2 separate regions of the Homo sapiens genome follow, and region 1 is linked to region 2. A link is an interaction called in ENCODE POLR2A ChIA-PET data of the cell type or tissue named here. Cell type or tissue: OCI-LY7. All regions are shown on one strand. Links, peaks and the distances in the headings refer to the core of each region. The heading gives the core; the rest is flanking DNA. Region 1 overlaps SLC25A19 (solute carrier family 25 member 19). Region 2 overlaps TMEM94 (transmembrane protein 94).

Region 1 (5,309 bases), core at 310-5,309, 210 kb after region 2:
GGGTAGCATTCTTTATTTTTTATTTATTTATTTATTTATTTTTGTTTTGTTCTGTTTTGTTTTGTTTGAGACAGAATCTCGCTCTGTCATGCAGGCTGGAGTGCAGTGGTGCGATCTTGGCTTACTGCAAGCTCCACCTCCCGAGTTCAAGCGATTCTCCTGCCTCAGCCTCCCGAGTAGCTGGGATTACAGGCACCCGCCACCACGCCTGGCTAATTTTTTTTGTATTTTTAGTAGAGACGGGGTTTCACCATGTTAGCCAGGATGGTCTCGATCTCCTGACCTCACGATCCGCCCGCCTCGGCCTCCCAAAGTGCTAGGATTACAGGCATGAGCCACTGCGCCCGGCCTATTTTTTATTTATTTATTTATTTATTTTGAGACAGAGTCTCGCTCTGTTGCCAGGCTGGAGTGCAGTGGTGCGATCTATTTTTTTCTTTTATTTGATAAGCATGTTTTTTTTAAATATATGATTTTTATTTTTATTTTTATTTTTAGTTATTTATTTATTTTTTTTGAGACAGAGTCTCACTCTGTCGCCCGGGCTGGAGTGCAGTGGCACAGTCTCGGCTACTGCAAGCTCCGCCTCCTGGGTTCACGCCATTCTCCCTCCTCAGCCTCCCGAGTAGCTGGGACTACAGGTGCCCGCCACCACGCCCAGCTAATTTTTTGTATTTTTAGTAGAGACAGGGTTTCACCAGTCACAGGATGGTCTCGATCTCCTGACCTCGTGATCCGCCTGCCTCGGCCTCCCAAAGTACTGGGATTACAGGCGTGAGCCACCGTGCCCGACCTATTTTTATTTTTATTTTTTTCAAGAGACGGAGTCTCGCTCTTATTGCCCAGGCTGGAATGCAATGGCCAGATCTCGGCTCACTGCAACCTCTGCCTCCTGATTTCAAGCAGTTCTCCTGCCTCCGCCTCCCAGTAGCTGGGATTACAGGCGCCTGCCATCATGCCCAGCTATTTTTTGTACTTTTAGTAGAGACAGAGTTTCGCCATGTTAGCAGGCTGGTCTTGAACTCCTGATCTCAGGTGATCCACCCGCCTCGGCCTCCCAAAGTGCTAGGATTACAGGCGTGAGCCACCGCACCTGGCCTATATATATATTTTTTGAGACAGTGTCTTGTTTTGTTGCCTAGGCTGCAGTGCAGTGGCATGATCACTGCTCACTGAAGCCTCGACCTCCTGGGATCAAGTGATCCTTCTGCCTCAGCCTCCCCGGTAGCTGAGACTACACCTGGCTGAGTTTTGTATTTTTTTAGAGACGGGGTTTCGTCATGTTGCCCAGTCTGGTCTTGAACTCTTGAGCTCAAGCCGTCTGCCCGCCTCGGCCTCCCAAAATGCTGGGATTACAGGCATGAGCCACCGCACTCGGCAGAGGTTGAGTTCTTGTCCTTGCAGAAAGCAAAGCTGGGAGAGGTTCGGGTTTTCAGTTTGTCTGGCAGTCAGTTTGTAAAACCCATGACTGTGGGCAGCACTGTGCGGGGTGCTCTATGTCCCTGCCTCAAAGGAGCTCACAGCCTCCCTGGAAGACAGAACCTACTGCTATGAAACAGAACAAATAATTACCCAGCAGTGGGCTGGATCAAGGACTGCCCACTTGAGAATTTATTGCTGGATTATTATGAGAGCGTCTTTGTTTTTTTGTTTGTTTGGTTGGTTGGTTTTTTGAGACAGTCTCACTTTGTTGCTCAGGCTAGAGTGCAGTGGCGCAATCTCAGCTCACTGTAACCTCTGCCTCCTGGGTTCAAGCGATTCTCCTGTCTCAGCCTCCTGAGTAGCTGGGATTACAGGCACGTGATGCCATGTCCGGCTAATTTTTATATTTTTCGTAGAGACAGGGTTTCACCATGTCGGCCAGGCTGGTCTCAAACTCTTGACTTCAGGTGATCCCCTGGCCTCTGTCTCCCAAAGTGCTGGGATTCCAGGCATGAGCCACCACGCCCGGCCAATTGCGAGTGTCTTTGGTTTCCACAAAGAATGGGCTGGTGGAAATGGGATAGACTCGAGGAAGAATTTACTGAGTGAAAACAAGGGATTAAATCCTGAAATAGACCTCCCCACCATGATCTCTGTTTCCTGGACATATTTAAGAATAGCATCATATGTATGTGTGTCTGTGTGTTCTCAACCAAGAAAGAATAATTTTATTGTTATTATTTATATATATTTTTTGAGACAGGGTCTTGATCTGTCACCCAGGCTGGAGTACAATGGCTGCAATAGCTTGCTGCAGCTTCGAACTCCTGGGCTCAAGCAATCTTCCTGCCTCAACCTCTCAAGTAGCTAAGACCACAGGTGTGTGCCATCACACCTGACTAATTTTTTATTTTTTTATTTTTTGTAGGGGCAGGGTCTCATTATGTTGCTCAGGCTCAGGCTGGTCTTGAACTCCTGGTTTTTTTTTTTTTTTTTGGTTGTTGTTTGTTTGTTTTTGAGACGGAGTATGGCTCTGTCGCCCAGTCTGGAGGCACAATCTCAGCTCACTGTGACCGCCTCCCAGATTCAAGTGATTCTCATGCCTCAGCCTCCCAAGCAGCTGGGACTACAGGTCCGCTACCATGCCCAGCTAATTTTTTTTTCAGATGAAGTCTCACTCTGTCGCTGAGGCTGCAAGCTCCACCCCCAGTTTTAAGTGATTCTCCCGCCTCAGCCTCCCAAGTAGTTGGGATTACAGGCGCCCACCACCGCGCCTGGCTAATTTTTGTATTTTTAGTAGAGACGGGGTTTTGCCATGTTGGCCAGGCTGGTCTTGAACTCCTGACCTTGTGATCCACCCATCTCTGCCTCCCAAAGTGCTAAGATTACAGGCGTGAGCCACCGCGCCTGGCCATGCCTGGCTAATTTTTATATTTTTAGTAGAGATGGGATTTTGACATGTTGGCCAGGCTGGTCTGGAACTGCTGGCCTCAAGTGATCCGCCCACCTGAGCCTCCCAAAGTGCTGGGATTACAGGCATGAGTCACCATGCCTGGGCTTTTTTTCTTTATTTTTAAGGCAGAGTCTCACTCTGTCATCCAGGCTGAAGTATAGGGGTATGATTACAGCTCACTGCAGCCTCCACCTCCTGGGGTCAAGCAATCCTCCCACCTCAGCCTCCCAAGTAGCTGGGACCATAGGCACTTGGTACCACACCTGGCTAATTTTTGTATTTTTTGTAGAGATGGAGTTTCATTCACCATGTTGCCCAGGCTGTTCTCGAACTCCTAGGCTCAAGTGATCCTCCTGCCTTGGCTTCCCAAAGTGCTGTGATTACAAGGCTGAGCCACCAGACCTGGCTTATAAACAATAATTTTTCCACTGTCTCAACTCTGCTTTAGGATACTGTTAGTGGGAAAGGAAGGATAATTTGTTTAAGAGTTTGATGTGGGCAACATGGCTCTCTACAAAATACAAAAAAATTAGCCAGGCATGGTGGTGTGCACCTGTAGTCCCAGCTACTTGGAAGATTGAGTTGAGAGGATTGCTTGAGCCTGGAGAGTGAGCCATGATTGCACCATTGCACTCCAGCCCAAACAACAAAGTGAGATATCCTGTCTCAAAAAAAACAAAGAATTGGGCTGGGCGCGATGGCTCTCGCCTGTAATCCCAGCACTTTGGGAGGCCAAGGCGGGCGGATCACAAGGTCAGGAGATCGAGATCATCCTGGCCAACATGATGAAACCCCGTCTCTACTAAAAATACAAAAATTAGTTGGGCGTGGTGTCAGGTGCCTATAATCACAGCTACTCGGGGGTCTGAGGCAGGACAATCGCTTGAACCTGGGAGGTGGGGGCTGCAGTGAGCCAAGATTGTGCCTAGGCAACTCCAGCCTAGGCAACATAGCAAGACTTCGTCTCAAAAAAAAAAAAAAAAAAAGATAATAGCATATTACCTCTAGCTTCAACTATTGACATGTTGGATTTTAGATTCTAGAATGATCAGAGAATATCTGGTCATGAAAGTGAGGGGAAGAGATGTGGTTAAAACCTACAAGACTCTCCACCTGCCTTAAGACTAGTCACAACCATATTATAAACATGATCTTGAACGATAAAAAATTTTACAACATATAAGATGTATCAAGGTTACAAAGACAGTTCTTCATGAATTATAATTTTAAAAAATACCCAGCCGCTCCCTGATTCCGATCCCCAGAGGCGACTACTTTTACTACTTATAGTTGTTTCTTTGATTATTTCCTTCCATAATTCTAAGTAACATGCTTGGCCGGGTGCAGTGGCTCATGCCTGTAATCCCAGCACTTTGGGAGGCCAAGGAGGAAGGATCACTTGAGGTCAGGAGTTCGAGACCAGTTTGGGCAACATAGCAAGACCTCCTCTCTACTTTATTTTTATTATTTATTTATTTATTTATTTATTTATTTATTTATTTATGTTTTTGAGACAGAGTCTCCGCCTGTCACCCAGGTTGGAGTGCCGTGGTACAATCTCAGCTCACTGCAACCTCCGCCTCCCAGGTTCAAGCAATTCTTGTGCCTCAGCCTCCCAAGAAGCTGGGATTACAGGCATGAGCCACCACCCCCAGCTAATTTTTGTATTTTTAGTAGAGATGGGCTTTCGCCATGTTGGCCAGGCTGGTCTCAAACTCCTGGCCTCAAGTGATCTGCCTGCCTCAGCCTCCCCAAAGTGCTGGGATTACAGGCGTGAGCCACCGCGCCTGGCCTCACCTTCCTGTTTTAACAGCTGCACTATTCTCTCGTGAGCTGGTGTCCCATAATTCACGTAACCAGCACCCACAGATGGACATCGCGTCTTTAGCTCTTCCCCAGGACGCTGCAGTGACTCCTGGACACATACTTTTGTGCACACCTGTGGATATAACAGTGGTATACATGTGTAGAAGGGGGAGTTTCTGGAAAATGCCATCCTTCGAATCTCTGTCCAGCGTTTCCCTTGACTGTCTTCCTGGCAGGAGGAGTTTCGCTCCTGGTAGCTGGTATTTTAGGCGAGGGGACAGAGCTATGATGGGCTGTTCCAGGGCTAAAACCACTTCACTGAGCTCATTCAAAGTGCGTGTGTGTGTCCAGGTCTATAATACGCTGCGCCACGCCGTGGGGACCATGTATAGGAGCGAAGGCCCCCAGGTTTTCTACAAAGGCTTGGCTCCCACCTTGATCGCCATCTTCCCCTACGCCGGGCTGCAGTTCTCTTGCTACAGCTCCTTGAAGCACCTGTACAAGTGGGCCATACCAGCCGAAGGAAAGAAAAATGGTGAGGCAGCCCTCACACGAGAGGGAGCCCTCCCACCCCAGCCACCAGAACACCCCCTTCCAAATCACAAAGGAGCTAAAGTTCTCCTGTCCG
Region 2 (5,365 bases), core at 87-5,086:
GACGGGGTTTCACCATATTGGCCAGGATGGTCTCGATCTCTTGACCTCATGATCTGCCTGCCGTGGCCTCCCAAAGTGCTTGGATTACAGGCCTGAGTCCCCACGCCCAGCTGGAAAGAGGTGTTCTTAAGCTGAAGCGTGAGGGGACCTCTGGGCTGCAGAGAGGGAGGGACAGCCAGGGTACTAGGAGAAGAGCCAGCCCTGCGGGTCGGAGGGAAGCATGACAGAGAGGACAGGGTGGTCCTTGCCTGGAGCTGGAGGAGGGTGTACTGCCAGGAAGTGACCCCCGGGGCACTGAAGATGAAGCGCAGGGCATTGGTGATGAGGAAGCCGGCCTGTTGGGAACAGCAGAGGCACAGCCTTGACCCCGCCCCTCTAGAGGGACCCAGGCACTGCCGTTCCCCTTCCTTTGCTACTCCACAGGCTGGCTCACTCTGGGACCCTCTGCATTCACTCCCGCTCATGTGAGTGGCCCTGAGACCCCCCCGTGTCCAGCCCTCTCCTCTGCCCCATGCAGCCCCGCACAGCCCCGCCACACGCACCAGGACCACGGGCACAGCATAGTGTAGCATCACCGACTGCACTGTGAACCGCTCATTGTCCAGGGCAGTGACTGGTCGGGACAGGGCCATGTCCAGGCACCATCTGCAGAAAGAAGTGACTGTCAGTCTCACTTGGCAGAGAGGCTAGAAACCTACACCTTGGGAGGATTCTGGGCCTCTCTGCCAGATACCGCTTCTTCAAGCACCGTGAGTCCTGCAGTTCCACGCTCTGCCCTGGCCCTAGCCCGTGTTCACCTCCAGAGCTGTCCCCTCAGAGTAGAGACTGGGAGAGGGCACCACTCAGTCTAAGAATTCTCACAAGATGTTAAGGACAGGAGCCTAAGGAGATGCCTGCCCTCAAGAGAACCTCGAGATGAACGGGGCCCCTTCCTTGTCAGTCCCATTCCCCTCTTCACAGAAGACACCAGGGACAGGAGGAGGCGGGGCAGCACCCCTACCTGATGTTGTCAATCACAGGGGTCTCAAGGACACGGAAAAGCCGGTGCTGCTGGGGGCTCTGTGGCCCTCTCTCCACTTCTCCCCGGGGTGAGGGTGGAGGGGAGAAGGGGGGGAAGAGGTCTCCCGGCTCCAGGACGATGTGCTCGTCATCCTGCCGGCAGCAAGTGGGAGAGTGGGAACGAGAGGGTCCTATCAGAGGCCACTCTTCCTGGACAATTCATCTAAGTACAGACATTCGCTGGGGTTAGGAGCCATCAGTTAGCCCAGAGTCCACTGGGACAGGGCCTGTGGGACTAGACTTTTAGCGAGAATAAAGAACAGCACAGGGGGCCAGGCGTGGTGGCTCACACCTGTAATTCCAGCACTTTGGGAGGCCAAGGCAGGTGGATCACCTGAGGTCAGGAGTTCGAAACCAGCCTGGCCAACATGCCGAAACCCCATCTCTACCAAAAAATAAAAAATAAGCCAGTTGAGGTGTGGTGGCATGTGCCTGTAATCCCAGCTACTGGGGAGGCTGAGGTGGGAGAATCGCTTGAACCCAGGAGGCAGAGGCTTCAGTGAGTTGAGATCGTGCCACTGCACTCCAGCCTGGGCGACAGGGTGAGACCCTGTTTCAAAAAAAAGAACAGCAGGGTGGAGGAAGATGTTCCAGAGCCTCTGCCAAAAAGCCAGTAAGCTGGCCGGGAAGCTTCCGGATGAAGTCTGGGGACCCTCCCATCGTTGCCTGTGGATGTTCCCACCGCATTTCCAAGGGAGAAGGAAAGCCTCAAGCTACCTTGATCCCCCTCAGAGAAGCAAACGATTCCTGGCCAGGCCTCAAAGCTATGATGTCTCCTTCAACCAGCAGGCTGACTGGCAGGTTGACCAGGTGTCCGTCTCTGTAGGCCCAGTGCAAGGACCAGGATGGCGCAAAAGGCATGTGGAGGTCTGGATACATGGCACTGGGCCACTGGATCTCCCTGCCATCCCTGAGGGCATCTGAGGGGAATGGAAAGAGGGAAACAACCCTCTCAGCCACGGCCCTGCCCCCCAGTCAGATACAGCAGCACTTCCGGAAGCACTGTCTGCCCACTTCCTCTCCCAGGAGGTCTGCGTCAAACCCCTCCACTCGTTCCAACACTTCCCTGCTTTCAAGGATGCCTCCCTTATAAAGCCCTACCCGGCCACTCCAGCCCCAGAGCCTCTACCTCCTCTCAACACCTGGAGCTCTCGTTCTTTGTACCCCCATCCCATTCAGATACACTTCACAAACATTGCAGAGGGCCTGTGAGGGGTGCAAGGTGGAGACAACAACATAGCTCCTCAAGGAGCCACAACCCAGTGGGGCAGATGAGACATGTGGACAGATAACGCCAAACAAGGCAAACACGGCTAAGCATTAACAAAGATCCCTGTGCTGCAGGAGTCCAGAAGAGGGAGCAAACCGATTTGCTGGGGCGATCAGAGGTGGCTTCCTGAAAGAGGAAGCACTGGGGATGGGCCTGGAAGAATGGTTTTGTCAGCTGGAGATGAGTGAGGGAGAAGCTCACCAGCAGAGAACAGTGGAGAGAGGCACAGAGGCAGAGGCTGATACACAGTGGGCCTAGGACTGGTGAGTAGTTTCAGCATCAGAATGAGGAGGAAGAGAAGAGGCTGGAGAGGAAGGTGAGCCTGTGTTGGAGGCTCTGGGAGGCCACTCGTGCCTCTGGGATGGCTTCCATAAGCAAAAGGGAGCCACTGATGCTCCTGGGCAGGAGACTAAGCTCCGGAAAGCAGGGCCCATCTTTTGCCATCACCATTGCACTCCCAGTGCCTGGCACATGGTGGCAATTAACCATCTCAGAACGAAAGGACAAACTCACTTAGCATCTAAACGTCCACTGCCCAGGTCTGTTGGAGAAAGGTCTCATGAGTGGGTGCTGCTTCTCCCACAGCACCACATGCCCCTGGACAGCAGGAGCCACCGTCCCTCAAAAGAGCCTCAACAACCCTCAATCCGCAGCCAAGCTTCATAAACACCGCCTGAATGAAAGGCCAAGCAGAAATCCAAGCCACTCCCCTCCCTTTTGGAGCTGGGCTGCTCCATCTCAGGCTCCCGGCCCCTACCCCACCCCAATTCCTGCAGGTATGTCTGCCCACCTTCCCATGTCTCCCAGCACAGTACACCAGACAAGATGGACTTGAACGAGAAAACTTCAATCATCCTCCTGCCATGTGAGAGGACTTCCCTGTTGGTTTCCCAACGTGAGCCAGCCTGCAAGCCCACCTGCCACTGTTGGCCTTCCTGCCTGCCCAGCCCTCTGCCTGGGCACCCACCACCATCCCACAGCTCTCACTGCCCTGCTCAAAAGAGAGTGGGCATCCTTCTAACTCCCCAGATGACAAGAGCCCCTGCAATGCTGGCCACAGGCAACCCGTCTGTGCTGGGGTGCAGGAGGGGAGCCCTCAGGGCTCTGATATGTCCGGTCATCTTTTCCCACCAATATGCCTGCCCTTGACCTCACCTTGGATTTGGTCAATGATCCCTCGCAGCCTCCGCTCTACCTCCCGACGCTTCAGCCGGTCTTGCCGCCCGATGAGCACAAGGTTGAGAAGCAGTAACAGGAACAAGGCCGAGGCATTCACCAGCCCCACCCCACGGCTGGTGGGAGGAAAGAGAGGCCGCACCCACAGGGAGTGAGGGCTCGCCCACCCAGCAGCCCCCAGGCCACAGCTCCCCTTCCCACCCCAGTCCCTTGTGGAAAGACTGTCCCGTTCTGGTGCCCTGACACCAGCTAGGCCTCTGACCCCATTCAAGGGACTGAGGAGGTTCCCTTACATCCCAGGAGCAGCTTGGGGGTGACAGCCCCCAAGAGCCCTGGTCTGTCCCAGGTGCCGCGGCAGGATGGACAGCACAGCTGGAGAGGTTGGGGAGCAGCCCCTGGGCGCACACCTCCCGGCTGGCTGTCCCCCGCAGCAGCCCAGCAGCAGCAGCACGGCCAGTAGCATGAGTGAGGCCCCCGGCCAGTGGAAGCAGGAGCAGCGGTTACTGTGGTGGAGGAAGCTGCTTCTCCACACCTCCTGGGAAGTTCGGACAGGGAGGGGACAATGAGAGGCCTGTCCCACTCCAATCTGGCTGCCTCCCCCGGCACCCTTCCCAGCCCCCATGGCCGCCTTGGTCCCCTCTCTTTGACCTCGGCTGGGCTCCAGCCTGTTGGGCTCCTGCAGCAAGCAGGCTCAGGAGCCACTCTGAGGGGAACCTTGGCTTCTTTCTGATATTTCATGAGGCCTCAGTTGGGTCACACTGTCCAGGGTGACAGGGTACATCAGAGTCCTGAGAAGGGGCCTCCCACACTTCCCTGCCATCCCAGCCAGGCCCTGGTAGCCCCGAGAAGAAGCTTCACCTTCCACGTCAGACACTTCTTCCGCTCCCTGAGATGTCCTTCCAGCACTGCCTCCAGCTGCTCCTTCAGGACGCTGAGGGCCTTCCGCGTGGACAGGCCCAGGGCTGAGGGAGGCTCGCCCTGCAGGCAAGCAGGAGGCGCTGGGCGTCACTGCCAGGCCAAGGCTATGCAAGGCACGCGGGCCCCAACCCTCCCCTTCCCTGGCCCTTCATCCTTCCCCTCCTCTGGGATCCTCACATCTCTTCCCCTACCAGCTCTGGCCTCTCAAGGTGTGACCATGTCCATCTCCACCAAATTACAAACTGTTCAAGTGCACAGCCTCCTACCCTACTCTTTACAGCCAAATTAAAAAACAAAACAACTTTTTCTTTTATTCCATGTTCCCCAACTCACTTTCCCCACTGCCCCTGGCGAGCTCCCTGCCCACCCAGGCTGTGCTCACCACTGATCTCCCAATTTATTGCAAGGGGGCCAGTCTTTGATTGCATGGACAATTTTTTTTTTTTTTTTTAGATAGAGTCTTGCTTAGTCTCCTAGGCTGGAGTGCAGTGGCACGATCTCGGCTCACTGCAACCTCTGCCTCCCGGGTTCTGGTGATTCTCCCGCCTCAGCCTCCCGAGTAGCTGGGATTACAGGCACACACCACCATGTCGGGCTAATTTTTTGTACTTTTAGTGGAGACGAGGTTTCATCATGTTGGCCAGGCTGGTCTTGAACTCCTGACCTCAAGTGATCTGCCCGCCTTGGCCTCCCAAAGTGCTGGGATGACTGGCGTGAGCCACTGTGCCTGGCCTAAAATATATCTTTTTTTAAATGGAGAGAGGGAAACTAACATAGAGATGCTATCTTTTGGCCAGGCGTGGTGGCTCACACCTGTAATCCCAGCACTTTGGGAGGTGGAGGCAGGTGGATCACTCGAACCTAAGAGTTAAAGACTAGTCTGGGCAACATAGAGGAACCCCATCTGTACAAAAAATCAGAAAGAAAAAATTAGCTGGGCAT

Evidence for each region. ChIA-PET counts read pairs that join two places held together with the same protein. Peaks named below come from ENCODE experiments on the same cell type or tissue, not always from the same donor. Only the 100,000 strongest peaks of a DNase experiment are listed, where the experiment ranks them.
Region 1: POLR2A ChIA-PET joins it to region 2 with 11 read pairs; 5 of 35 experiments call an interaction of 5 or more read pairs at or near these places.

The regions. Positions count from the first base shown.
Region 1 is chr17:75,278,059-75,283,367 of GRCh38, reverse strand. It overlaps SLC25A19 (solute carrier family 25 member 19), which reads left to right. Exons shown (of 8, transcript NM_001126121.2): 6 at 5,033-5,216. Among named protein-coding and RNA genes, the nearest start is that of SLC25A19, 8.7 kb to the left of the region's middle. In OCI-LY7, for the core only: no CTCF peak of the experiment used is centred there; no DNase peak of the experiment used is centred there.
Region 2 is chr17:75,484,546-75,489,910 of GRCh38, reverse strand. TMEM94 (transmembrane protein 94) reads right to left here. Exons shown (of 32, transcript NM_014738.6): 3 at 4,364-4,483; 4 at 3,913-4,040; 5 at 3,485-3,621; 6 at 1,777-1,979; 7 at 1,001-1,152; 8 at 543-645; 9 at 249-335. Among named protein-coding and RNA genes, the nearest start is that of MIR6785, 11 kb to the left of the region's middle. RefSeq lists an enhancer at 1,795-1,844. In OCI-LY7, for the core only: a CTCF peak has its summit at 2,427 (motif pointing right); DNase peaks (open chromatin) are centred at 2,060 and 2,380; H3K4me3 peaks cover 867 bases; H3K27ac peaks cover 1,385 bases.